Linked DNA regions of Homo sapiens: all the other regions are linked to region 1. A link is a loop called in an ENCODE intact Hi-C map of the cell type or tissue named here. Cell type or tissue: PC-3. All regions are shown on one strand.

Evidence for each region. Peaks named below come from ENCODE experiments on the same cell type or tissue, not always from the same donor. Only the 100,000 strongest peaks of a DNase experiment are listed, where the experiment ranks them.
Region 2: it touches region 1 in a loop (8-fold over the local background); 2 of 110 quality-filtered maps call a loop at or near these places.
Region 3: a loop joins it to region 1, with 1.9 times the contacts of the local background. A loop is called at or near these places in 8 of 110 quality-filtered maps.
Region 4: a loop joins it to region 1, with 11 times the contacts of the local background. A loop is called at or near these places in 2 of 110 quality-filtered maps.
Region 5: it touches region 1 in a loop (5-fold over the local background); 4 of 110 quality-filtered maps call a loop at or near these places.

What each region holds. Positions count from the first base shown.
Region 1 is chr11:76,027,966-76,032,965 of GRCh38, forward strand. All of the region lies in intron 12 of UVRAG (UV radiation resistance associated), which reads left to right. Among named protein-coding and RNA genes, the nearest start is that of WNT11, 180 kb to the right of the region's middle. RefSeq lists a silencer at 4,667-4,867. In PC-3, no CTCF peak of the experiment used is centred here; DNase peaks (open chromatin) are centred at 2,546 and 3,376; H3K4me3 peaks cover 2,198 bases; H3K27ac peaks cover 4,291 bases.
Region 2 is chr11:75,966,881-75,971,880 of GRCh38, forward strand. The region is part of intron 7 of UVRAG (UV radiation resistance associated); the gene reads left to right. Among named protein-coding and RNA genes, the nearest start is that of UVRAG, 150 kb to the left of the region's middle. In PC-3, no CTCF peak of the experiment used is centred here; DNase peaks (open chromatin) are centred at 171, 1,601 and 2,941; H3K4me3 peaks cover 1,177 bases; H3K27ac peaks cover 4,437 bases.
Region 3 is chr11:76,081,207-76,086,206 of GRCh38, forward strand. The region is part of intron 13 of UVRAG (UV radiation resistance associated); the gene reads left to right. Among named protein-coding and RNA genes, the nearest start is that of WNT11, 120 kb to the right of the region's middle. In PC-3, no CTCF peak of the experiment used is centred here; a DNase peak (open chromatin) is centred at 2,605; H3K27ac peaks cover 838 bases.
Region 4 is chr11:75,894,330-75,899,329 of GRCh38, forward strand. All of the region lies in intron 5 of UVRAG (UV radiation resistance associated), which reads left to right. Among named protein-coding and RNA genes, the nearest start is that of UVRAG, 82 kb to the left of the region's middle. In PC-3, a CTCF peak has its summit at 2,688 (motif pointing right); a DNase peak (open chromatin) is centred at 2,712.
Region 5 is chr11:75,923,511-75,928,510 of GRCh38, forward strand. The region is part of intron 6 of UVRAG (UV radiation resistance associated); the gene reads left to right. Among named protein-coding and RNA genes, the nearest start is that of UVRAG, 110 kb to the left of the region's middle. In PC-3, no CTCF peak of the experiment used is centred here; no DNase peak of the experiment used is centred here; H3K27ac peaks cover 1,724 bases.

The DNA.
Region 1 (5,000 bases):
TTACATTATTGTGCTTCATAGAGACTGCATTTTTTACAAATTGAAGGTTTGTGGTAACCTTGCATCAAGCAAGTCTGTCAGTGGTATTTTTCCAACAGCATGTGCTCACTTTGTGTCTCTGTCACATTTTATTAACTTTCACAATATTTCAAGCTTTTCATTATTATTATATCTATTGTGGTGACCTATAATCAATGATCTTTCATGTTATTGTTGTAATTATTTTGGGACAATACAAACCACACCAATATAAGATGGCAGACTTAATCAATGTTGTGTGTGTTCTGACTGCTCCACTGACCAGCTCTTCCCCCATCTCTCTCCCTCTCCTCAAACCTCCATAGTCCCTGAGACACAACATTATTGAAACTAGACCAATTAATATAGCCCTATAATGGCCTCTAAGTGTTCAAGTGAAAGGAAGAGTTCCAATATCTCATTTTAAATTAAAAGCTAGGAATGATTGAGCTTAATGAGGAAAGAATGTGAAAAGCTGAGATGGGCTGAAAGCTAGGCCTCTTGTGTGAAAGAGCCAAGTTGTAAATTCAAAGGAAAAGTCCTTGAAAGAAATTAAAAGTGCTACTCCAGTGAACATACAAATGATAAGAAAGTGAAAAGACTTATTGCTGATATGGATAGAGTTTTAGTGGTCTGGATAAAAAAGTCAAACCAGCCGCAACATTCCCATAAGCCAAAGCCTAATCCAGAGCAACGACCTAACTTTCTTCAGTTACTTGAAATCTGAGAGAAATGAGGAAGCTGCAGGAGAAAAGTTGGAAGCTACAGAGGTTGGTTAATGAGGTTTAAGGAAAGAAGCCATCCCTAGAACACAGAAGTACAAGGTGAAGCAGGAAGTGCTGATAGAGAAGCTGCAGCAAGTTATCCAGAAGATCTAGCTAAGAGTATTGATGCAGGTGGCTACACTAAACAACAGATTTTCAAGGTAGACAAAAATAGCCTTCTGTTGGAAGAAAATGCCATCTAGGACTTCGATAGCTGGAAAGGAGAAGTCAATGCCTGACTGCAAAGATTCAAAGGAAAAGCTGACTCTTTTATTAGGGGCTAATACAGCTGCTAACTTTAAGCTAATGCTCAGTGACCATTCTGAAAATCCTGGGGCCCTTAAGAATGATGCTAACTATACTCTGTGTTCTATAAATGTAACATCAAATCCTATATGACAGCACATCTGTTTACAACATGGTTTATTGAATATTTTAAGGCCCCTGTTGAGACCTACGGCTCAGAAAAAAATATTCCTTTCAAAATATTACTGTTCATTGAAAACACACCTGGTTACCCACAAGTGCTGAATGGAAGTTGTCTTCATGCCTGCTAACATAGTATCCATTCCGCAACCCATGGATGACTTTTAAGTCTTCTTATTTAAGAAACACATTTCATCACATTTCATAAGACTGTAGCTGCCATACATAGTGATTCCTCTGATGGATCTGGGCAAAATCAATGGAAAACTTTCTGGACAGTATTCACCATTCTAAATGCGATTCAGAATATTCATGATTCATGGGAGGAGATAAAAATATCAGCATTAACAGAAGTTTGGAAGAAGTTGATTCCAACCCTCATGGATGATTTTGAAGGGTTCAAGACTTCAGTGGAAGAAATAACTATTTCATGATAAAAGTTTAACAATGAGGAGTTGCATCTTATGGATGAGCAAAGAAAGTGGTTCCTTGAGATGGAACCTAATTCTAGTGAAGATGATGTAAAAAAAGGATTTAGAATGTTACATAAACTTAGTTGACAAGGAAGTGGCAGGGTTTGAGAGGAAGGATTGACTCCAATTGTAAAAGAAGTTCTACTGTGGGTAAATGCTATCAAACAGCATTGCATGCTACATGAAAGGCAAAGTCAATTGATGCCAAAAACTTCATTGTCTTATTTTAAGAAATTGTCACAGCCACTCCAACCTTCAGCAACCACCACCCTGATTAGTCAATAGCTATTGCCAAGTAGGCAAGACCCTCCACCAGCAAAAACATTATGACTCTCTGAAGGCTCAGATGATCATTAGCATTTTTTAGCAATAATATGTTTTTAAACTAAGATACGTACGTTGTTTTAAACTATATATTTTGTATTTTCTTTAATTTTTTCCATGAACACATGTTCAAAGATATTTTTAAAACATAATGCTATTTTCATATATACTGGGAAACAAAAAAAAAACTGTATGAGTCACTCTTTATTGAGATACTCACTTTATTTATTTTTATTTTTATTTGTAGAGAAAGGGTGCCGCTATGTTGACCAGGCTGATCTCAAACTCCTGGCATCAAGCGATACTTCTCTCTCACCCTCCCAAAATGCTGGGATTACAGCTGTGAGCCACAACACCCGGCCAAGATACTAACTTTTCTGCAGTGGTTTGGGACCAAACCCACAATATATCCAGTGTATGTCTGTACTTCAAATAGGCCGAGAGTTAACTGTCTACAGTCTGCTAAGTAGTCACGTAAGCATGTGTGCCTTGGAAGATACGGGTTAGTGAATGCTGAAGCCCTTATTCTTACAAGGAATGCAGAGCATTTTCAAACTAAATAGTTCTCACCCTGGCCCACTATTTACTTTTTTAGTCATATCCCCAGGTTCCTTCCCAGTTCGTAACCTATGCTTCAGTCAGACTGAACAATTGGTTGTTTTCCAAACACATCACAGTATTTCCTACCTTGATACTCATTGTCCATGCTATTCTATTTGTCTGGAATGCCCTCCCTAGCCATCTCTAGCATCAAAACTGTGCTTGTACATGAAGCCCTCCCTTATTATCAAAACTTTCATCGTAAGCTCTTTCTTGATTTCCCATAGTTTGGTAAACTGTAATTCTTTTGGATTCCTGTGAACTATTCTCTCTATATAGTATCACAGAAATGAAGTTCTTTATATGTACTTTAATTTAATAACAGCCCAACTCAATGATGCAGGTAGTGTATTTGAGTTATTTATCCTTGTCTGAAATATTTTCAGGGTAGAAACTGCATCTTACTTGGTGTCAGACTTCCCTGACTTGCAGAGAGGCTTGTATTTTGTAGACACTCAATAAATATTTCTTGAATTAGGAGAGTAAAAGGAACATTCAGTTTTTGCAAATTCTATTAGGTAATCTGACACTCTACTCTGTGACCCATTGTTTTAACTCTGGATGCTCTGGCCAGGACAATCATTATTTCATAGAGTCCCTTGGGACTGTGGCAAGCTATTAACTTCTGTGCTGTTGTAATCCAAGGCACAGGCATCAGCACTGATGGGGTTATGTTCAGGGGTGTGAGCAAAGAACATGTTTTAAAATAAGGAATCCCCATGGAAATTCAGGCAGTAAAGATCAACAAAATAAAAATGCAGAAGGTGGCTGCTGGGTGAGACAGGAAATGAACACCTTGTGAAGATTAGGCATTCCGCTGAGAGAGGAGAAATGTGGAAAATGAGTCAAGAGAAATTGTGCAGCTATTTCATCACTGACACTTGGAGGTATATTGTTGTGTGTGTTGTTTTTAATGAAGTGTGCTTTTATAGTGCTGATGTTATTATCTGGATGAGGAAGTCTTCTCTAGTATTACTGTCATCTCAGCTTTCTGTAACCAACTAAATTAAAATACAGTAATGTAATGGGACAGTGGGATAAGAAAGAAAACCAGATGACTCTGACATGTGACCCCAACCTGAACTTACTGCTTTTCTAGTTTTCGGTATACTCAAATAAAAATAGAGTCCAGTGTAATGCTTGCAGGGGCTGGGGGGACTGGACAGAGGAATAATATATTTAGTTAATAGTGGGGTATGTCCCACATTCAATACTGTTACATTATTAATATATGTGAAATCAGTGTTTCTCAACAGGACTCCCAACACATCAGTGAGCGTGCCAGTAGTTCATGGACTATTTGCAGTCCATTATTATTTATCATAGGACAGCATAGATGCTTTGTGTTCTGATATGAAGTAATCATTGAATTTAATAAAGCTTTATTTTATTGGTGTTGCATGAAAGTAGCTCTGTTCTTTTCTTTAATTCTTGTATGTTTGAATTTTTTGGTAAGCAAAGAATGGGAGAATGAGGGTAATTATATCAAGCCAGAGAGTTTGCAGTAGGTAATTTGGGGGAATATTTTGGTTTCCTGACAAAAATGAATGGAAGGAAAGAGTAAAAATTATTTTTAGGTAGATGTGAAATTATTTTAACTTCCAAAAGCATCTCATAATAGTTCTCTAGACAGTTTTCTAAGGATAATAACATTTATGTCCTGGGTAATGGTATCATTATAAAACAAATTTATGTCACTCTTTAATCCAGATAGTTTTAACTACCATATTTTTATACCTCTCTTTTGGATGATTTACAATTATTAAGGATGATCACCAAAAGTAGTTTCTGAATCAGATTAAATGATCAATTAGTTTTTAATAGTTGCTTTTCTTCTCTAATTCATTGAAAATGAAAAACTGATATAACATTTAATTCATATATAGTTAAATCATAAGAGAGTTCAGTTGTAAGAGGGGACATCGCAAGAAAGCCAACCATGTTTATTGAGCACTAGGACATACTAGTCACTGCACAAGATGCTAGAATTAGGTAAAGTTACCTGGCTCTGAACTGGCATCAGGATGCACAGCAAGTCAGCAGAGTCATTCTCCACATAATAAGACCCATGCTAGAGATCAGCACAGGGTTGGGTTGCAGGTAGTCAGCAGAGGCATGCTTGATGAGATGGCCCCTAAGCATCTGAGCTGCTGAGTATGGAATAGGATTAGGAGCTGTCCAAGTGACCCAGATGTAATGAAACACGTACACTGGCACAAAGCAGATAATACACCTTTCCATGGACCAAAGCCTCCACTTTCTCACCTTGCCTCATAAGTGAATTCACTTTACACTGCTGAACAGTTAACATTGAGACATGTATAAGAGAAGAGTATTAATATTTAGTCTAAGTATAAATTAAACTTACCTTCAAAGATGATTAGCTTTAAGTGGT
Region 2 (5,000 bases), 61 kb before region 1:
TATAGGATTCAGTCAGAGACTTAGGTTGAATTTAAACAGAATTTGGGGTGCCCATTCTCTGCCTTCCTCTATTCTGGTATACTTGATTGCCTGACCATTTTTCCCTGGTTCCTCTGGTCAGAAAGGAAGTTGACTTTCTGTTGGAGTTTGCAGCCACCCTCAGGGAAAAGCCACAGAAAAGGGGAATTTCATTTTATTGGTTGTTTATGCCAAGTTCTGACTCACCTCCAAAATATGCCTGCCATTGATCAGTCTCAAGAACCCTCAAGTAGCAATTTTTGTATTTTATCCATAGTCTATATTTGTTATCCATAGTCTATATCTTCTATGAGAGGACCAGTTTGTTGCATACTTATTCTTTTACACCAGAAGCAGAGCTCCTGTACATTTTATTATTATATATTTTTGCTGTATCCTCCTGGCTAAATCCGGGTTCTAAGCCTGTTACTGCTAAGTCTGTGAAATTAATGGATAGGAAATATTTTCTGCGGAAATCTTTTCCTTTTCTTAGTGGTTGACTAGGTGTAGGTCCAGTAGAAACAACCTGTAAATGACATTTAAAAGCAGATGTGTTAACTTTTGGGACAGCTGCCACAATTTTAAAACCTTTTTTCTGATTGTTATTTATTTTCAATTTGGGGGGAAGAATTACTACAGGTGAAGATAAAATATACCCTAAGCTGTCAATTCTCAAAGTTATTGGTCTCAAGACCTCTTTGTACCCTTAAAAATCTCAAAGAATTCAGTAATACATTTTTATGAAAAATAAGCATATTTTTCTGAACAAAAGGTTTAATTAGCATTACATTGCTTAAATATTTTGTGAATTTAACTGCTATTAAGCTAATGTCTAGCCTAATAAAAGACACCTGGATTTTCACATCTGCTTCTGCAGTGAATCTGTTGCAATATCGTAAGTCTCGCAGACTCTGGTAAACTCCATCATACACTTATGAGAAAATGAGAGTGGAAAAGAGGCATACAGCTTAGTAATATGCGAATATGTTTTATCTTACAAGACTCTGTAAAGATGTCAGGAACCCTCACAATTCCCAGGAACATGCTTGAGGAACTTTTGACCTAAGGCAAAAAGCTTTAGCTCCAATATGATCAATGTGAAGACACTTGTTCCATTACTGGTTGAACATCTCAAATCAAAAATCCAAAATCCAAAACACTCCAATGAGCATTTTCCTTGAGCATCATATTGGTGCTCAGAAAGTTTCAGATTTTGTAGCATTTTGGACTTCAGATTTTAGGATTTGGCATATTCAACCTATAATATGTTATTTATACGTTAGTCATCTTTCTGAAATGAATGTTTAACATTTCCCATTTTTTTGGCAGAGACTCATAAATAGGAATGTGTGTATCTGTGATTTTCAGTTCACATATAGTGTTGTATAAAAACACTAAAATCTAATTAAATGTAATCTATTGGCGAAATATATGTGACATTACACTTGGAGTAAACAGATAAATAGAACACTGAAACTCATTAGAAGATTATGGAACATTAAGATCTTTGAGCAGTTCATCTTTGATGCATTAGAAAGGAAGTAGAACTAGATCCCACATGGGTTTGTTTACTCATCAGAAATTGGAGCCAACAATTCTGGTTTTGAATGACTTGATATATTTCTGTAAATGAGCCAGTTTCTGAACATGGACCATAACACAAACACTATACATATGCCTTCCCATATTAATGTAGTATTTAGATTAACTTGTAACCTTAGTTCTTTAAATCTAGAAAACATATCTCAGTATGTACCCTGGAATAGAGCAGGTTATCCTCCTAGCCAGGCATATCCCTGTGTTCTCTGAATATTTGCTTTTCTTTTTCTGTATTTTCTTTCTCTGCCCAGGTAGAATTCAATTTACATATTTTGTGGAAAAATTCAAGTTAAGAAAGTTGAACACCTCACTCTTTGTGGGAAAAGATTGCTTCCTAAAGATTTTACCTATCTTTTTCCTCAGTGATGTAAGAACACCTTAGGCTTCTTGATTATACTATTGCATTGCTAAAGAAAACTCAGATTGTTTCTTCGTTCCTTTTTCTTTCATAATAAACAGCCTCATTGACTTTTTTTCCAATTATTTTTGTGGTAAAATACATATAAGATTTATGATCTCATTTCATTTTTAAATGTACAGCCCAGTGGTATTAAATACCTTCAGAATGTCATGCAACCATTATCACCATCCATCTCCAGAAGTCTTTTAAACTGAAACTGTACGCATTAAACACTAACTCCTCGCCTCCCTCTACTCCCAGCCCCTGGCAACTACCATTCTACTTTTTGTCTCCGTGACTTTGACTGTACTCTGAGTAACTCATATAAGTGAAATCATGCAGTGTATACCTTTTTATGGCTGGCTGTTTCACTTAGTGTAATGTCCTCAAGCTTCATCCATGGTGTAGCATATTGCAGAAATTTCCTTCCTGATTAAAGCTGAATAATACTGCATTGTATGTATATACCATATTTTGCTTATCCATTCATTTATTGATAGACACTGGGTTGCTTCTGCGTCTTAGAACCTTGTGGACTTTTGGTTTCTGTTTTTACAGTGGGGTGGCAGGGCAAAATGGCTTTTATCTCCAGTAGACCTAAATTCATAGAAAGTAGAGACCATTTCTCATTCATCTAGAAGCATGCAGTAGGGCCTTTATTGATGTTTGGTTTGTTCAGGAAAATTGTTTAGGAATATTCTATGAAAGGCATATTTCATAGACCTTTCAAGCTAAATATAATAATGATTGGAAATAAGTTTTTCTGCTGTTTTCTCAGCTTGAATGTCTTTAACAGATGATCATACCATCTGTTTAGAATCAGTGTGTCAGGGATGAGTAAGAAAGCATCTTGGGTGAGAAATGATGCTGTAAGTACTTTTAATACATTGCCAAAAATCGTTGTCCATGCCCGTTGCTTCAACGAGGCCATACCATGATGCATCTCACTGAGTTCCCACGCTTCCTCATTGTGAGTCAAATCAAGATACTAACCTTTTCCTTTTAAAGTTTTCTATCAGCTTATCCTGGATCCTGGTAACCTATTTATTTAATGGATGAGTTTTGTAGTTACAATTTTAATTGTTTACTTTATACCTTAGGAAGGAGATAAAAATTTACTAGCTATAACCAAATTGCTGTTTGCTTAAGATTTATGTCATAAAAAATGATGAAAAGTGTATTAGTGACACTGATAAAGACTAGGAGAGAAGACACATTCATAGTGCAGTAATTATGTGTGTGCACACATATGCAGGCACAGACATATTCATTTTGGGGACAGAATTTCAGATTTGTATCTGGAGGTAAATTCAGGCAAGGCTTTTGGAGAAAAAAAGAGGCTGAGTAAAGTTTAAGCAATGGTTTGATGTAGTATTTATATGGAAACGTAAGTTAACAAACAACAAGTTTAATTGTATCTCTGGCTGGTAGAATGGGTCAGGAATTTCATTTTATTAAATGTGTATTCAGTAAAATTGATTTTTAATGTAACTTAAAAAGTAAACTTTCTTTTTCAAGGTAGTTTTAGATTCATAGAAAAATTAGGCAGAAAGGGCCGGGCATGATGGCTCATGCCTGTAATCCCAGCACTTTGGGAGGCCGAGGCAGGCGGATCATGAGGTTGGGAGATCAAGACCATCCTGGCTAACATGGTGAAACCCTGTCTCTACTAAAAATACAAAAAAATTAGCCGGGCGTGGTCGCGGGCGCCTGTAGTCCCAGTTACTTGTGAGGCTGAGGCAGGAGAATGGTGTGAACCCGGGAGGCAGAGCTTGCAGTGAGCTGAGATTGTGCCACTGCACTCCAGCCTGGGCAACAGAGCGAGACTCCATCTCAAAAAAAAAAAAAAAAAAAATTAGGCAGAAAGTACAGAGTTCCCATATAACCCACCCCATCCCCAATTTCTTCTGTTAAAACATCTTGTACTCGTGTGGTACAATTGTTATATTGATTAATTAATATTAATACATTATTATTAACTGAAGTACATAGTTTACATTAGGGTTTACTCTTTATGTTATACAGTTCTATGAGTTTTGACAAATGTATTATGTATCCATCATTACAGCATCAAACAGAATAGTTGCATTGCCCTAAAAATATCCTATCCTCCACGTGTTCATCCTTTTCTCCCTCCTCTGGCAACTGATCTTTTTACTGTCTCTATAATTTTACCTTTTCCATGATTTCATATAGTAGGAATCACACAGTATGTAGCTTTTTCAGACTGGCTTCTTTCATTTAGCAATATGCATGTACAATTTCTCTTTTGATGGGTTGATAGCTCATTTTGTTTCATCACTGAATAGTACTCCATTGTATATATACCACAGTTTATCTGTTGACCTATTGAAGTATATCTTGGTTGCTTCCAAGTTTTGGCAATTATGAATAAAGTTGTTGTAGACATTTGTGTGTAGGTTTTTGTGTAAACGTAAGTTTTCAGTATCCAGGTTAATATATAAGAGTATGATTGCTAGATTGTATAGTAAGACTATTTTAGCTTTGTGAGAAACTGCCAGACTCTGCCAAAGTGGCTGTACCATTTTGCATCCCCACCTTCAATGAATGACAGTTCGTGTTGTTCCATATCTTTGCCAGCATTTGGTGGTGTGAGAGTTTTGGATTTTATTCTAATGGGTATGTAGTCGTATCACATTGTTGTTTTAACTTGCAATGCCCTAATGACTTACGATGTTAAACATCTTTTCATATGCTTGCCATCTATATATCTTCTTTGATGAGATACCTGTTCAGTTCTTTGTTGCATTTTTAAATTGAGTTGTTCATTTTCTTTTTTTTTTTGGAGATAGAGTCTCGCTCTTTCACTCAGGCTGGAGTGCTGTAGCACGATCCTGGTTCACTGAAACCTCTACCTCCCAGGTTCAAGCGATTTTCCTCCCTCAGCCTCCCAAGTAGCTGGGATTACAGGTGTACACCACCATGCCCGGCTAGATGTTTTTTTGTATTTTTGGTAAAGACA
Region 3 (5,000 bases), 53 kb after region 1:
TCTCTCTCTTTTTTTTTTTGAGATGGTCTCGCTCTGTTGCCCAGGCTGGAGTACAATGGCGCAATCTTGACTCACTGCAACCTCCACCTCCTGGGTTCAGGCCATTCTCCTACCTCAGCCTCCCGAGTAGCTGAGATTACAGGCACCTGCCACCACGCCCAACTAGTTTTTATATTTTTAGTAGAGACAGAGTTTCACCATGTTGGCCAGGCTGGTTCTGAACTCCTGACCTCCAATGATCTGCCCGCCTCTGCCTCCCAAAGTGCTGGGATTACAGGTGTGAGTGACCGACCGCACCTGGCCAAGTTAGTCTCTAATTTTTCTAAGCCTTGGCTCCTTCTAAAATAAGAAACTTGAAGTAAATAATCTTTTCATTTCCTTCTAACAGTAATATTCTACAATTTCTCCCAGTCTAGTTTTGAGCACATGTATGATTTTAAAAAAAAACAATAATAAACCGGTTACTCTTAAATTAGAGGTGATGGGAGGGTAGATTGATCATTTAAAAAAATAATTTGACATTATGCAGTGAAATTGAAGATTTGTATATGAGAATGTTTATAGCACCACTATTCATAATAGCTGAAGATTAGAAACAACTTAAAATATATCGACAATATGTTCATCATTAATTAAGGTATATTTATGTAATCAAATACTGTGCAGCCATGAAACCATAGCAATGATAGGGACGAATTTCACCAGCATGATGTAGAGTAAAAGAACCAAAGCAAAAAAAAAAAAAAAAATCCACAATCATCCTCTATTTATGTATAGTTCAAAACCAAGCAAGATTAAACGATATTATTTAGGAATGAAAACTATACAAAAAAACAAGGGTAGTGACTAACTACCTCTGGAAGTGAGAAGGGGTTATAATGAGAAAGGGGCTTGTGGAAGGCTTCTGGGGCACCAGCAGCATTGTATTTCTTGACCGAGTGGTGGTAACACAGGGGTTTGCTTTATAATCCTGATCCTTTAAACAATGTGTATGTGTGTTTCATTTATTTTTCTATATGCATATTATATCTTGCCATTAAAAAATCATAGGTGGCTAGGCACGGTGGCTCACGCCTGTAATCCCAGCACTTTGGGAGGCCGAGGCGGGCAGATCACGAGGTCAGGAGATCGAGACCATCCTGGCTAACACGGTGAAACCCTGTCTCTACTAAAAATACAAAAAATTAGCCAGGCGTGGTGTCGGGCGCCTGTAATCCCAGCTACTCGGGAGGCTGAGGCAGGAGAATGGCATGAACCCGGGAGGCGGAGCTTGCAGTGAGCGGAGATGGCACCACTGCACTCCAGCCTGGGCAACAGAGCGAGACTCCGTCCCAAAAAAAAAAAAAAAAAAAACATAGGTAACAATTTTTTAAACTGTATAACACTATTTCATCAAATTCTTGTCATCTCTTGAAAAATAATTGCCATTACAAAGGATGGCAAGGACTTCGTATTTCAGCATCATATATCAGAAGAAAAAGAATTTTCAGCTAGAGCGCTTAAGCATTGTCTTAGCTTTACACATAAGAATATCTACTTTGGGCCAGGTATGGTGGCTCATGCTTGTAATCCTAGCACTTTGGGAGACCGAGGCAGATGGATCACTTGAGCCCAGGAGTTCAAGACCAACCTGAGCAACATGATGAAACCTCATCTCTACTAAAAATGCAAAAAAATCCTAGCTGGGTGTGGTGATTCACACCTCTAGTCCCAATTACTTAGGAGGCTGAGGTGGGAGGATTGATTCCCAGGAGGTCAAGGCCACAGTGAGCTGAGATTGCACCACTGCACTCCAGCCTGGGTGACAGAGACCGTGTCTCAAAAAAAGAGTATCTGCTTTTGATCACACAATATATCCTTGTAACAAATCTGCATGTGTACCCCCTGAATCTAAAAGTTTAAACTAAAACAAAAAAGAATATCTGCTTTTATTGATACCTATATGCAAAGAGTGTCTTATTCTTTATTCCTAGTCTTCACAATAACCTTTCAGGTTTTTGTTATTATCCTCATTTTACAGGTGAGGAAACAGGTATAGAATATTTTGGTGGATGAGGAATTTTTAAAAAATAATTGAAACATCTGCATGGACCATTTTTGGTATTTTTTTTTCTCCTTCATGTTATAAAAAGATAAATTACAAACAAGATTTGTGACCATTTTAGGGATGTATACTATTAAAATAAGCCCTAAACAAAAGAATAGACTGAGTTTTGGCTGTTTTTTCTTTCAAATGTACCTGGAAGTATGTAAGATTTCCCAAATGCCTAATAGTAAACGAGCTTTTGGGTATTGGGGCATTTGCCACTTATAGGTCAAGCCCCTGCACTGAGTGTTGAAATAAAGCCTAATTAGAAGAGAAAGTGAGAGAAACAATGTCTACATTTTTAATACACTAATTGTGGTGGTCACTCTATACAAAGTTTGCTGAACTATGACCACTAAGCTAACCGGGAAGAGGAAATTACTTTGTATAACCAAGCCAAAAAATTTTTTTTTAGATTTAGTTCATAATGTCACTTAAGATTCTTCTGAAAGGCTTGTGAACCTTTGCCTTCTTTTAATAAGCCTTCATAATGACAAGGTCCCCTGAGAATGAAATCATCTGAACGGAATGTGCCTGTGTCTTAAAATCTGATAAACATCACTTCATGTTATTCAGGAGATCAAAAGAGACTTAAAACACGTAAATGTTACTTTCAGGTTATTATAACCAAGGAAGCCTGTGGCCCAGCTATCAAAATAACTTAGCTTTAGCAAGTTCTAAGCAGTGGGCTTAGCCAGGTTGGTTAGTGCTGCCTTAGGACTGACCGCACTGTCTTTTGAGTTGACCTGTAACTTTCAATGTAGAATGTAAGTGCTTCATCTCTGAGGCACATTTATGTGTCCCTTAGCTCCTGACACTAATTCATCATTTGCTTTATAGTAATTCCACTCAGACATCATCATCAAGCCCCAGTGGAGGCTACTAAATGATGTGAGTGGATATATTTCCTAATCAGTGACATTAGTTTATATCTCCTTATTAAGATACCCATTAAATTCATACCAGGAGAGATAACATGAACGCTAATGCACTTTACATCTTCCATCAGTGCTTTCTTATTTATTTCTATAAAGGCGGTATTAATATCTGAATTTAAGAGTCCAAGAGAATGTACCGCTTTTATTAATGGTCTAAGATCTTTTATTTTGTTAAGAAATGGAAGATGTGAAAAGCAAAGACATTTATTATCATGTTGTCATTTTTATTCTCTTTCCCTGCCTAGAACATAGCCATTAAAATATACATACTATCATTTATTTTTAAAGTTGTTAATATATTTTATATACTTTTTCCAATAAAATGTATGATCCGAGTTTTCCTGTATTTTATCTTTATAAGTTATCTTATTTTTCTCATTTTAGTCTGAAACTCAGAATATATATAGTGTTTTGTGGACGTTTTGGATATACCAGCCAAAAAGTATTAATTGAATATACTATACTAGGCTCTGGGTGGTGGTGGAGGGAAACAGAAGAAGTTGCTTTATGTGACAAATAGTTCACATGTGTATAAAATCTAATTGTTCTGGCCAGTCGCAGTGGCTCATGCCTGTAATCCCAGCACTTTGGGAGGCTGAGGAAGGCAGATCACTTGGGGTCAGGAGTTGGAGACCAGCCTGGCCAATGTGAAACCCCATTTCTACTAAAAATGCCCCCCAAAAATTAGCCAGGCATGGTGGCGGGTGCCTGTAATCCCAGCTACTCAAGAGGCTGAGGCGTGAGAATTGCTTGAACCTGGGAGGCAGAGGTTGCAGTGAGCCGAGATTGCACCATTGCACTCCAGCCTGGGGGACAGAGCGAGACCCTGTCTCAAAAAAAAAAAAAAAAAAAAAAAAAATCTAATTGTTCTGATGAATCCCCCACCACATTGCCTTAACCAGAATAGTTTGTTCAACAGATATTTCTTCATTTATTATATCCTTTTGAGACATTTGGCAAAGTTACTAATGTGATTTATCATTTGAGGAATCCATAAATTACTGTGTTCAGGAACTATAGCAACATCATGGCAATGTGGTCCCCTTTGTTTGGCTCTGGCTTTTTGCTGTTATTGCTTTCTCAGAACTGATAACTTTTTTTAACAATTAAAGTATAAATTGTGCTGGGATTGTCTGTGTCAGTGCTCGTCAAAGTGTGATCCACAGGCCAGCAGGCAGTCTGTAGTCCATAGAGCTTGTTGTCAGTCTGCAGTAAGATAAGGAAATTGTACCAAATGTGAATCAATTGTGTCACCAAACACACTACTTAGTTCAGATGCAAATTTTTCTTTTGTATCAAGACATTCTGGATGAAGGAAGCAGGGCATTTATTTATATTCTCTCACTAGCTTCTTTGTTACATACTGGCACTTTAGCCTTGGAGTTTAGGCAAATATAAAAAGCAGAATATAATATCCTTTTAAAAATCAGATTTTCTTTTTCACCTTGCAGGGACTTTATTATATATACATCTGCTTGTCTGCTACAGGGGAAACCACTCTAAGCTGGGCATTGGCAAATCACATTACTTATGTCAGTGGAAGGCACATTTAGCATTTTTCAGCATTAGGTCTTGTGATCAAGGTAAGCAGGTTTGTCATTGTCATATTTCCACGTCCTTTTCCATGTGTGTTTTTCACAACTCATCTATCAGCTTGTATTTCTGGAGCTCTTTCTACATGTCAGACACCCCATGCCTGCTGACACCCAGTGCCCTCATTCTACTCTGTTAAAGCCATGAGCCCTGAAGTTGGTGCACCACCAAAATCCACTTTCCCTCCCAGTTCCATAGTATGCAAAGTTCCATTCCCTCAGTAAGCAGATAGCTGACTAACTGAAGGGAAAACAACCTGCTTTAAATAAGTAACACGGGTAATTCACCTTCTGCTTACATATTTGTAATTTAAAATTCGGGCCTGTTAATGGAACTATATAAGACATATTTTTGAACCATGGATGCCCTCGCTTAATCATGAA
Region 4 (5,000 bases), 130 kb before region 1:
TCAGTTCACAATGGAATGAAGAAAAAAAAAACTCCAGCCAACTGGTCTTTCCCCACAGAGAGTGAAAAGCATTGCCCTAGACAACAATAATGAGAGTGGGTGTTCAAAGGGTTAAGACTCATTGAGATCACTGATTTGTTTGGGAGGAGGATAGAGATAGTAACCAACTTTAGAATTTGCTAGAAAAAATTTTGGTCAAGTGTACATGTTAAAAATTTAAGGATACCTAGTAAAGGCTAAAATCAGAGGGCTGAGTGTGTTGGCTCACACCTGTAATCCCAGCACTTTGGTCTCAAACCCCTGATCCCAAGTGATCCGTCCTCCTCAGCCTCCCAAAGTGTGGGGATTACAGGCTGAGGCACCCTGCCCAGACTGTATAATCCTAGCACTTTGGGAAGCTGAGGTGGGAGGATCGCTTGAAGCCAGGAGTTTGAGACCAGCCTGGGCAACAAAGTGAGACTCCCGTCTCTACCAAAAAAAAAAAAAAAAAAAAGATGGAAAGCAGAGATTATAGATTTCTAATTAGCAGAGGAAAAAAGGGAATAAAGTATAGAAAGCTTTGTCAACTTGGTAGGTAACAGAAAAGGAAACAAAAGATAAAAAGAAACATGTAGTGTGGGGGTAGCATTATGTCCAAATATATTTGTAATCACAATAATTATAAATGGATATCATATAGTTTTGAAGTATTTCGTTTAAAACTTTAAAAATGCTGAAGCAACAAGGCTTTGAGAACAGGATTAAATTTTAAGAATGAGTGTTTTATACAGAAGAGGAAAAGTTACCCTTAGGAAGCAATGACAGAGCACATTTTAAAGCAGCTTTCAATAATGCCTAAAATTTTTGTTGACCAGTTCTTTGGCATTCTTCTTTTTTACATTAGCTGTGACCAGAAACAGTTTTATTATTATTGCTGATGATTTTGTTGATGTTAATACTCCCTCTGTCTACATTATCTTAATATGTCTTCAGGCACTATGGATCTAAAAGCTGAAATTACTTATCTGTTCATAACTTTTCCCTCTTTGTTTATCTGCTTCTCCCAAAGGCTTTACATCTTTCTGTTGAGTTTTTAGGAACCAAAATCTCTTAACTATAGAATACAATGGCTAAGTAGTTCATTTTCACTTCCAGGAGTGTGTTGGACACTACCTAATACACTGAAAAATTTTTCATTAAAATAAATACTGGATTTTAATCCTTTGTTCAGTAACCTCTTCTGGCATTGTTAGGGAGTGATATATTCTGGTTAAGCGTATGTAGCAAAATGGTCTTTATTTGGCATACAAATGTGGCACTCTGTTTTTTTTTTTTTAAAGGAAAAAAAAATAGAGATGAGGTCTCACTGTGTTGCCCAGGATGGTCTTGAACTTCTGGGCTCAAATGATCCTCCTACCTTGGCCTCCCGAAGTGTTGGGATTACAGGCGTGAGCCACCACACCTGGCCAGATACTGCAATCTTAAGTATTTAATAGCAATTCAGACAAAAGAGAAGTTGAATAAGTGATGATGCAAATTTTTGTCTTAGTTGTAAAAGTGATTCATGATTTTTTTTCCTGGCAAAAAATGTCAAGCGCCTACTACAAGCCTATTATTAAACTAGGTACTGTGGGATACAAAAGTATAAGACATGGATTCAAAATTTATTTTCTTTGTTGAGGAGATAAGACAGTATATATTCCAGAAGACATGCAGTTTACAAATGAGTTTAGTTTGAAAAATTGTTTTTGGTGTCATTTGTTTGCATCTTGCAGATAATGCAGGTAAGTTATAGCAGAACCTTAAATAATTTGAAGAGCACTTCAGGAAGAGGTTTTAATGTTTGGTGACTATTGGGAAGCAAAGAGGAGCTTTGTTATACCTTGAAGTTGGTGTGGAGGTTGGTGAATAAGGCTGGGTGACCTTTAGAGATTTCTACAGGGGTTTTCTAGGTGGGTTTAACCGCTATGATGGTGATTAGGGGAGGATGATAAATAAAAAGCTGTTGAGTCAGTAAGCTGGAAATCTTTCAGATCCCTATTCAGGATTTTGCCTTTAATGTATACAGGTAAGATTATCTTTGCCTTTATTTCATTTTGGTGACCACTCGTCTTTTGTGGGACTGCTGACAGCTGCTTTTTATGAATGCACAGTCCTAGTCGTTAGGAATATGGATATTGGAGTCAGATTGATATAAGTTTAATTATAGGCACTCCTGACAACTATTACTCCAGTAAATGGAAACTTCTACTCACTAGGCTCTAAATCCTATGATAAGAGGAATTACATCTCTAATGCTTACCATTGTATTAACACTATATCTCTAGCACAGTGCCTGGTATGTAGTAGGCTCTCAGTAAAACTTTGTTAGTGAATGAAGGTGAATGCTTGCTGTGTTTAGGGCTATCACAGCAATCATTGAGAATAAAAATCTTGAGTAGATGATATTTGTTCCACCCTGGGTTACCTCCAGCCTCAACTTTTGGTATTTATTTTTATGTAACTCATATTGGCATAATTACTCCAACTTTTGTGCTATTGATAAGGTGCAAAAGCATTAGACCAGTTGTTATAAGGCTGGAGTGAAATTACTTATAGACAAATCTCTAAAGATTAAAGAGCTGTGAAGGTAAGTATATAGATACATAGAGATACAAGTAAGAATTTCATTTTTCTGACTAGAAGCTACAGCGGTAATATCTTTAGAGTCCAGTAGATGGCAATACTTTCTCACTTTAATGGAAAAAATTAGAGCAGGCATAGAATCCAAGTCAAAAGGAGCAAATCTTTGTGGATGAAAGAAACCCAAGATATTGAAATAGCAATTTGGTGATGAATTTCACAAAAATAACCATATAACTTGATCGTCTCGAGTACATAGGCTGAGATTGAAGATTTAGGTATAAAAAGTTTCAGGATCTGTTTTGAAAGCCTGAACAAATGAAAACTCCTTATTTTATATTTTTCAATTTGTTCTGGTACTGTGTTGCTTAGCAAATCACTTAACTTCTCTCAGTTTTAGGTTCCTCATCTCAAAAGTAAGAAAATCCTAATTAGCTGGATAACACCGCAGGGAATATTAGTTATCTAGCCCAACACTCTTATTTTGTAGATGGAAAAACTGACGTTCAGGGGGCTCATGATTTATTGAACTTGACATGGCAAGTTAGCTCTATGCTACAGATGATAACTTAGACATAGCTATAATTTATTTTATTTATTATTATTATTTTTGAGATGGCATCTCATTCTGTCACCCAGGCTGGAGTGCAGTGGCATGATCTCGGCTCACTGCAACCTCTGCCTCCCAGGTTCAATCGGTTACCTGCTTCAGCCTCCCGAGTAGCTGGGATTATAGGCATCCGCCACCACACCCAGCTAATTTTTGTATTTTTAGTAGAGATGGGGTTTCACCATGTTGTCCAGGCTGGTCTCGAACTCCTGACCTCAAGTGATCTGCCCACCTCGGCTTCCCAAAGTGCTGGGATTACAGGCATGAGCTACCAGCTGCTATAATTTATTTATCTCTATATATCTATATACTTACCTTCATAGCTCTTTAATTTTTTTTTTTTTTTTTTGGACAAGTCTCGTTCTGTCACCCAGGCTGGAGTGCAGTGGCGCGATCTCGGCTCACTGCAAGCTCCGCCTCCTGGGTTCAAGCAATTCTCTCTCTCAGCCTCCCGAGTGGCTGGGATTACAGGGGCCTGCCACCACGCCCGGCTAATTTTTTTGTGTTTTTAGTAGAGATGGGGTTTCAGCATCTTGTCCAGGCTGGTCTTGAACTCCTGACCTCGTGATCCACCCGCCTCGGCCTCCCAAAGTGCTGGGATTACAGGCGTGAGCCACTGCGCCTGGCCCATAGCTCTTTAATCTTTAGAGTTTTGTCTGTAATTCATTTATTCCAGCCTTATAACAACCTTAGAGGAAGGTAGGGCCAATTTATCATTATTTGCTTAAAAGAAATTGAGTCACAGAGGGGCAAAGTGACTTCCTTTCATTCCGTGACTTAATCATTTCTGTACAATGAATTGCCCCTTTCTCTTTGCTCCTGAAGCCCTTTTGACATACCTCTGTTAGTAGCTCTTGAGTTTATTGTAGTTTTTTGAATTGTCTATCTCTCTCTCTTTCTAGAAGGTACAAACTGTATTTTAACTTTGTAATACCAGGCTCAGTAGCAGGCATCTAATAGGTATATAGTAAGTACTTATGGAATAAAAATGAATGGCCAAGATGTTAGGATGAGTTGTGGCAGAACCTGGATCAGAACACATCTCTCCCTCTTTATAGACGTGCACTTTCTTCGTTATACTACGTCACCTGTGAAGAGGTGATGTGATAGAAGATTTTCATCATTTAATTTTTGTTTGAGGTTTCTTCCATCATTTAATTTCACTGTGATTATATACTGTTAGCGACATCTCCTTTAACTTATAGCGTCTTAGGGGGGCAAGTAGTAGTATTTTCATTTTCAGGATGAAGATGCTGAAACCCAGAGAAGTTAAGAGATTTCCATGTAGTTAACTTTGTAGAACTGAGAAATTAAATAGGTGGTTATTTCCTCTTGCTAGTCATACTAATGGATACTAACTTGTTTCCAAAGCACGTCCCAAACAGTACGCAAGCAGAACATCATTCAGAAGTAGGGATTAACTGTCCCAAGTAAAGCCAATATTTTAATAACAAAGAGCTGGATATGGTGTATTTCTGCCCAGGTCTTTTAGTACATTATCAAGGAAAAGTTGGAAAAAAAATCATTTAAAAAGTCCATTCCTATGCATATTCTGTTTGGTTTTCCTTTCCCCTGCCTTACAAAATAGAACAAAGAAAGACTGGGAAAATCCTCAGGGACTGTTTATAATAGCTGCTTGCTTTATTATAAAGCATCTAGAGATCTGAACCCAGATTAAATCCAGGGTAAAATTTTATTTCTGAACTATTTGAGCTGGTGTGATTGTGTACTAACAGTATTATACTAGGTAAGTATAGAGCTTTTATTTATTTTATTTTTAAATATTTCT
Region 5 (5,000 bases), 100 kb before region 1:
TAATGTGAACTGCTTAGTACAGTGCCTGAATTGTATGTGTCAGCTATCATTATCATCATTACCATCTGAAACAGATTAAATAATTTTGAAAGTTTTTAGTTCTTTGAAGGTTAGGACTTAGCTAGTAAATCATCCAGTTCAGGTGCATTTTATAAGGGTAAATCTTCTTTCAATCCCTTTAGTACTCATCGCTCTGTCCATTTTTTCCTGCTTCTCCTTGGTTTATTTTGGAATTTGTTTTTTGGTAGGAAACCACCTATTTCCTCTAGATTTCCAACATTATTGCTGAAATAATGCACATAGTTTTATTTTATAATTCTTTTAATAATTTCAATAATTTACAGCACATTTTCTAATTAAGACCAGAAACTACTCTAATGTTGTAGTTAGAAATGTTGTTACATTATGACCTCTTCTTGGACAGGATGCTCTCTGATGTTGAAATTGTAATAACTTTTTTCATGTAAACTAAAACAAAATATTTCAGATACTTTTGCCTTAAAGTGTTTCTCAGAATGAGAATGGAGAATGTGGACTATATACGTTCAGGGAATTTATATCTCAGTTTACAATGTTGTTCCTAGCATATAGCACCAAGCTGGCTCAGAGCGAATGCTCAGCAAATATTTGTTAAATGAATGAATGAAGAAATGGGTGAAATATAATCCTGTTGGATAATAACTGAACCAGGTAGATTTTTTGAGGAATTTTTTAAATGGTAGATTTTTAATTACCTTTCCAAAGATGATTAGTACTAACCTTGGATATGTTTTGCCACAGTTATAGTATATTTTATATATAAAATAATTTAATATTTCATTTTGGATACAGTGCATGCTAATGAAAAATTCATGTTGAAAGCATTGTGTTTTTTTTTGTTTTTGTTTTTTTTTGTGACGGAGTCTCGCTCTGTCACCCAGGCTAGAGTGCAGTGGCATGATCTTGGCTCACTGCAAGCTCTGTCTCCCAGGTTCATGCCATTCTCCTGCCTCAGCCTCCCAAGTAGCTGGGACTTACAGGCGCCCACCACCATGCCCAGCTATTTTTTTTTGTATTTTTAGTAGAGAAGGGGTTTCACCGTGTTAGCCAGGATGGTCTTGATCTCCTGACCTCGTGATCCACCCGCCTCGGCCTCCCAAAGTGCTGGGATTACAGGCGGGAGCCACCGTGCCTGGCCTGAAAGCATTGTTTTTAAATTAACTGCAGTTTACTAAATGAGTAAACCAGTAGTCAGGACTTACTGATAGATCTCATAGTCTTTAACTAGGACCTCTTATAGGCAATTATGCTACTAAGTTCATTTTCTCTAGTTTACTGAATGTTTAATAGAGAATGGAAATGTAATGGGTAAGTTAAATGAGCCCTTCCCAAAACATGTTCAGAACTTTTGGCTTAGAGCAAAAGTCAGCTTTCAAATGTTGAAAAGGTGAATGAAGAATAAAATAGGAAGAATAAAATCAGCGTAAAGAAGTAAAGCATTCTTTGAGGGCAGTTAAGTATATGTAGTCTTCTGCCCAAGAGATGTTCTCTGTCTCTGCCCCTGTCCTTTAATTTTGGCTTGAATTCACAGAGTTACTGGACTAAGACTGCTTTGTTTGAGATGTCACTGCGAATTAAGGCTTCACTGTCACATCTCTCATAGCTGCCTTGTAACTTCTACATTCCCGCTGGTGCCAGGCATGTTCCAAGGCAGCATTCCAAGGTTTAGTGATTTCACCCTGATGTCTCTGCCAATAAAAATAACCAGTTACCATTAAAACCTACCCCACCCATAACTTGATTTTTACATGCCGTTTTATTAAGAAAACTTATTGATGATTTTAGGAGAATTAATACATTAAGTTTATCAGGATATCAACTGGCCCTTGGAGTAACTTTTGTTCTAAAAGTGGATGTTTCACCTTGGAAGAGAATCTGAGACTCAGCATGTTTATCTATTGAGAGTGGACTTTGTAATAACCTTATTCCTACAGTTGATTCTTTATGACTGGAAATACTCTGTTAAAATGAGAAGCCAGATTATTACCTTAGGGATTTATATTCTAGTAGGACAGATAACAGATACAGCAAACAAAGGGTCTTTCATTCGTTGAGAAACTAATAATAATTTCTAAATATGTTGTGTTCTAAGAATGAGTCAGAATCCGTTCCTTTTCTACAAAGGGCCTACACAGGGGGTGGAGAAGGAAAATAAGATTTGAATATTAAAAATTTTCACTTAAATACATTAATGCTATTAAGTAAAATAGCATTTCAGTTAAATGCTAAAAGTTAGCATACATCTTTTTATTGTGTTCACAATAGCCACACTACTATTGCAATTCCAATACTATTACAAGCTCAGACTGAAGCTTGCAAAAGTTGAGTAGTGTGGTTCCCAGGTGTTCAGCTAGTAAGTCATGCAGAGTCTGAGTTTAGTGGTAAAGGCCTTTCCATTATATTTCTCCATCTCATGTGGAGGAATTCCCCGTGACATTCTTTTCTCTTGTTGAGACTTCCTTATAGCACCCTTAGTCTTCCCAGTAAAAGTTTTTTTTTTTTGATGATACACCAACATAAAATGAGCCAGGAATTACTTAGAGTCTTGTGGCACCCACACAATGGAGACTTTCCTAATAGGCTTTCCTGGAGCCCTCCAGAGTGTGCTTAATATACTCCTCACCTTGTGCCTCCCCGTGGAGGAGGTCTTAATGGTTTACTATTGAGGAGTGTCTCTGACTCTATGACCACATAGGTCTTTTTACTTCTTTTCTCCCAATATGTCAAGTGTGAAGTGATTGGACCCAATGATTCTTTCTTAGTTGGCATCCCTGACTGTTCTTAGGCTTCTGTTCCTTAAATTCAGACTCTGCAAGAAGTAAACTAATGTCATAGAGGAAAATGACTTTTCCACAGTAGCACTGATTTTTCTGTTCCCGAGATTCTTTGATTCTAATGACAGAGTTAAATTTGAACATGGGAGGAAAACTGACTTTAAACAGTTTATGGGGAGAACATCTGGAGATTTAAACTCATGAAAAATTCAGTGTAAGCCAAGAAATTGACTCAGCAGCATTAAAAAAGGAGCTAAGATGATCTTATATTGCATTAATTAAAATATATTGTCCAGATCAAGAGAAGTAATAGTCTTCCTGGACTTTGTGTTCATTAGATCATATTTGGAGTATTCTGTTTAATTTGGGTCCCAGTTTACTTTGATGGGAAAGAGCCGGGGAGATGGCCAGGAAGATAAATGATTTTAAAGCAGTCATGTAAAGACTAGTTGGGAATAGAGGATATTTAGAGAATATAAATATCCTAGAGAAGAGAGGACTTTGGGGATATAGTTGCCGTCTTTAAACAGTTATGTAGTTAATTTGGCAAACAATTTTAGGGTAATAAGAGTAAAAGACACATTTATTGGATATGTACTATCTGCCAGTTAAGTTTTTCACATGCTTTATCTCATTTAATCCTTAAAGCAAGTGTATGGATTGCTGCTAGTCATTGTTACCGCTGTTTTACTCATGAGATCCAGAAAGGGGAATTGATTTGCCTAAGGTTGCATTATGGCAAAGGCATTTTTTTTTTTTTTTTTGAGATGAAGTCTCGCTCTGTTGCCCAGGCTGCAGTGCAGTGGCGCAATCTCGGGTCACTGCAACCTCCGCCTCCCAGGTTCAAGCAATTCTCCTGCCTCAGCCTCCCGAGTAGCTGGGACTGCAGGTGTGTGCCACTACGCCCGTCTAATTTTTATATTTTTAGTAGAGCTGGAGTTTTGCGATGTTGGCCAGACTGCTGTCTTAACTTCTGACCTGGTGATCCGTCTGCCTTGGCCTCCCAAAGTGCTGGGATTACAGGTGTGAGCCACTGCACCTGGCCAGGGATGTAATTTGGAAGTGAAAAAGTATATAGGTTGTTGTTATTCCTGAGAGTAGAATATAATGATAGCTATGTTTATTGAGTGTTGTTATGTTCTAGGCTCTTGTTATATACTGAAAAAGAAAGAAAAAGTCCTATCTTCATGGAGCGTACATTTTAATAGGAAATTCAGAAGTAGATAAATTAGTTATAAATTTGTTGCTAGTGGTAAGTTCTATGAAGAAAAATAAAGTAGTAGGAGGAGAATAGAGGTTGGTAGATACTGAGGATGGTAGGATGATCAGGGAAGACCTCACTGAGAAGAAAATATTTGAACAAAGACTTGAAAAAAATTAGACAGCAAAGTTGGATGGGCATTTGGAGAAAGAACATTCCAGAGAGAAGAGATAGCAGGTAGGAATGAGTTTGGTTTGTTACAAGAATAGCTAGGTGGTCAGTCTAGTTTGGGCATAGTGAGCAAAGTTGGCAAGGCCAGAATCATGTAGAGTTTTATTTTTTTTCCAAGCATGATAAGAAGTTGTTGGAGGGCTTTGAGCAAGGGAGTGATGTGATCTGATTTCTAGTTTTTAAAAAAATACCTCTGATTAGCCAGGCTTGGTGGCACATGCCTGTAGTCCCAGCTACTTGGGAGGATGAGGCTGGAGGATCCCTTGAGCCCAGGAATTTGAGGCTGTAGTGAGCTCTCATTGTGCCACTACACTCTAGTCTGGCCAACAAAGCTGAGACCCCATCTCTAAAAAGAAAAAAAAAATGCCTTTGGTGTGGAGAATAGACTGGGCTTCGGGGTCAACCCACCACAGCTGTGATCCAGCAATCAGAAAACTGCTGCTGGTGAAATAGCCATCCCACACTTACCAGACACCTAAATAAGGAAACTGTCTACTGCAAAACCTCACTCCTGAAAGAGCTTGTCACTGCTGCAGGAAGAATGGCGTCTATCCCTTCTACCTTCCAGATTTTGCTCAAGGCATTCCAACATTTAAGAAGAGGATGATAGAACAGAGGAGAAGGACGGCTAATGAGGTTGTGGAAAATCTAGGACAAAGAGGTGTCCCAGAGGTCAAAGTAAATTAAATATTTCTAAGAGAGTGATTAATTGAATCAAATATTGATGGCTGGGACATGGTGGCTCACGCCTGTAA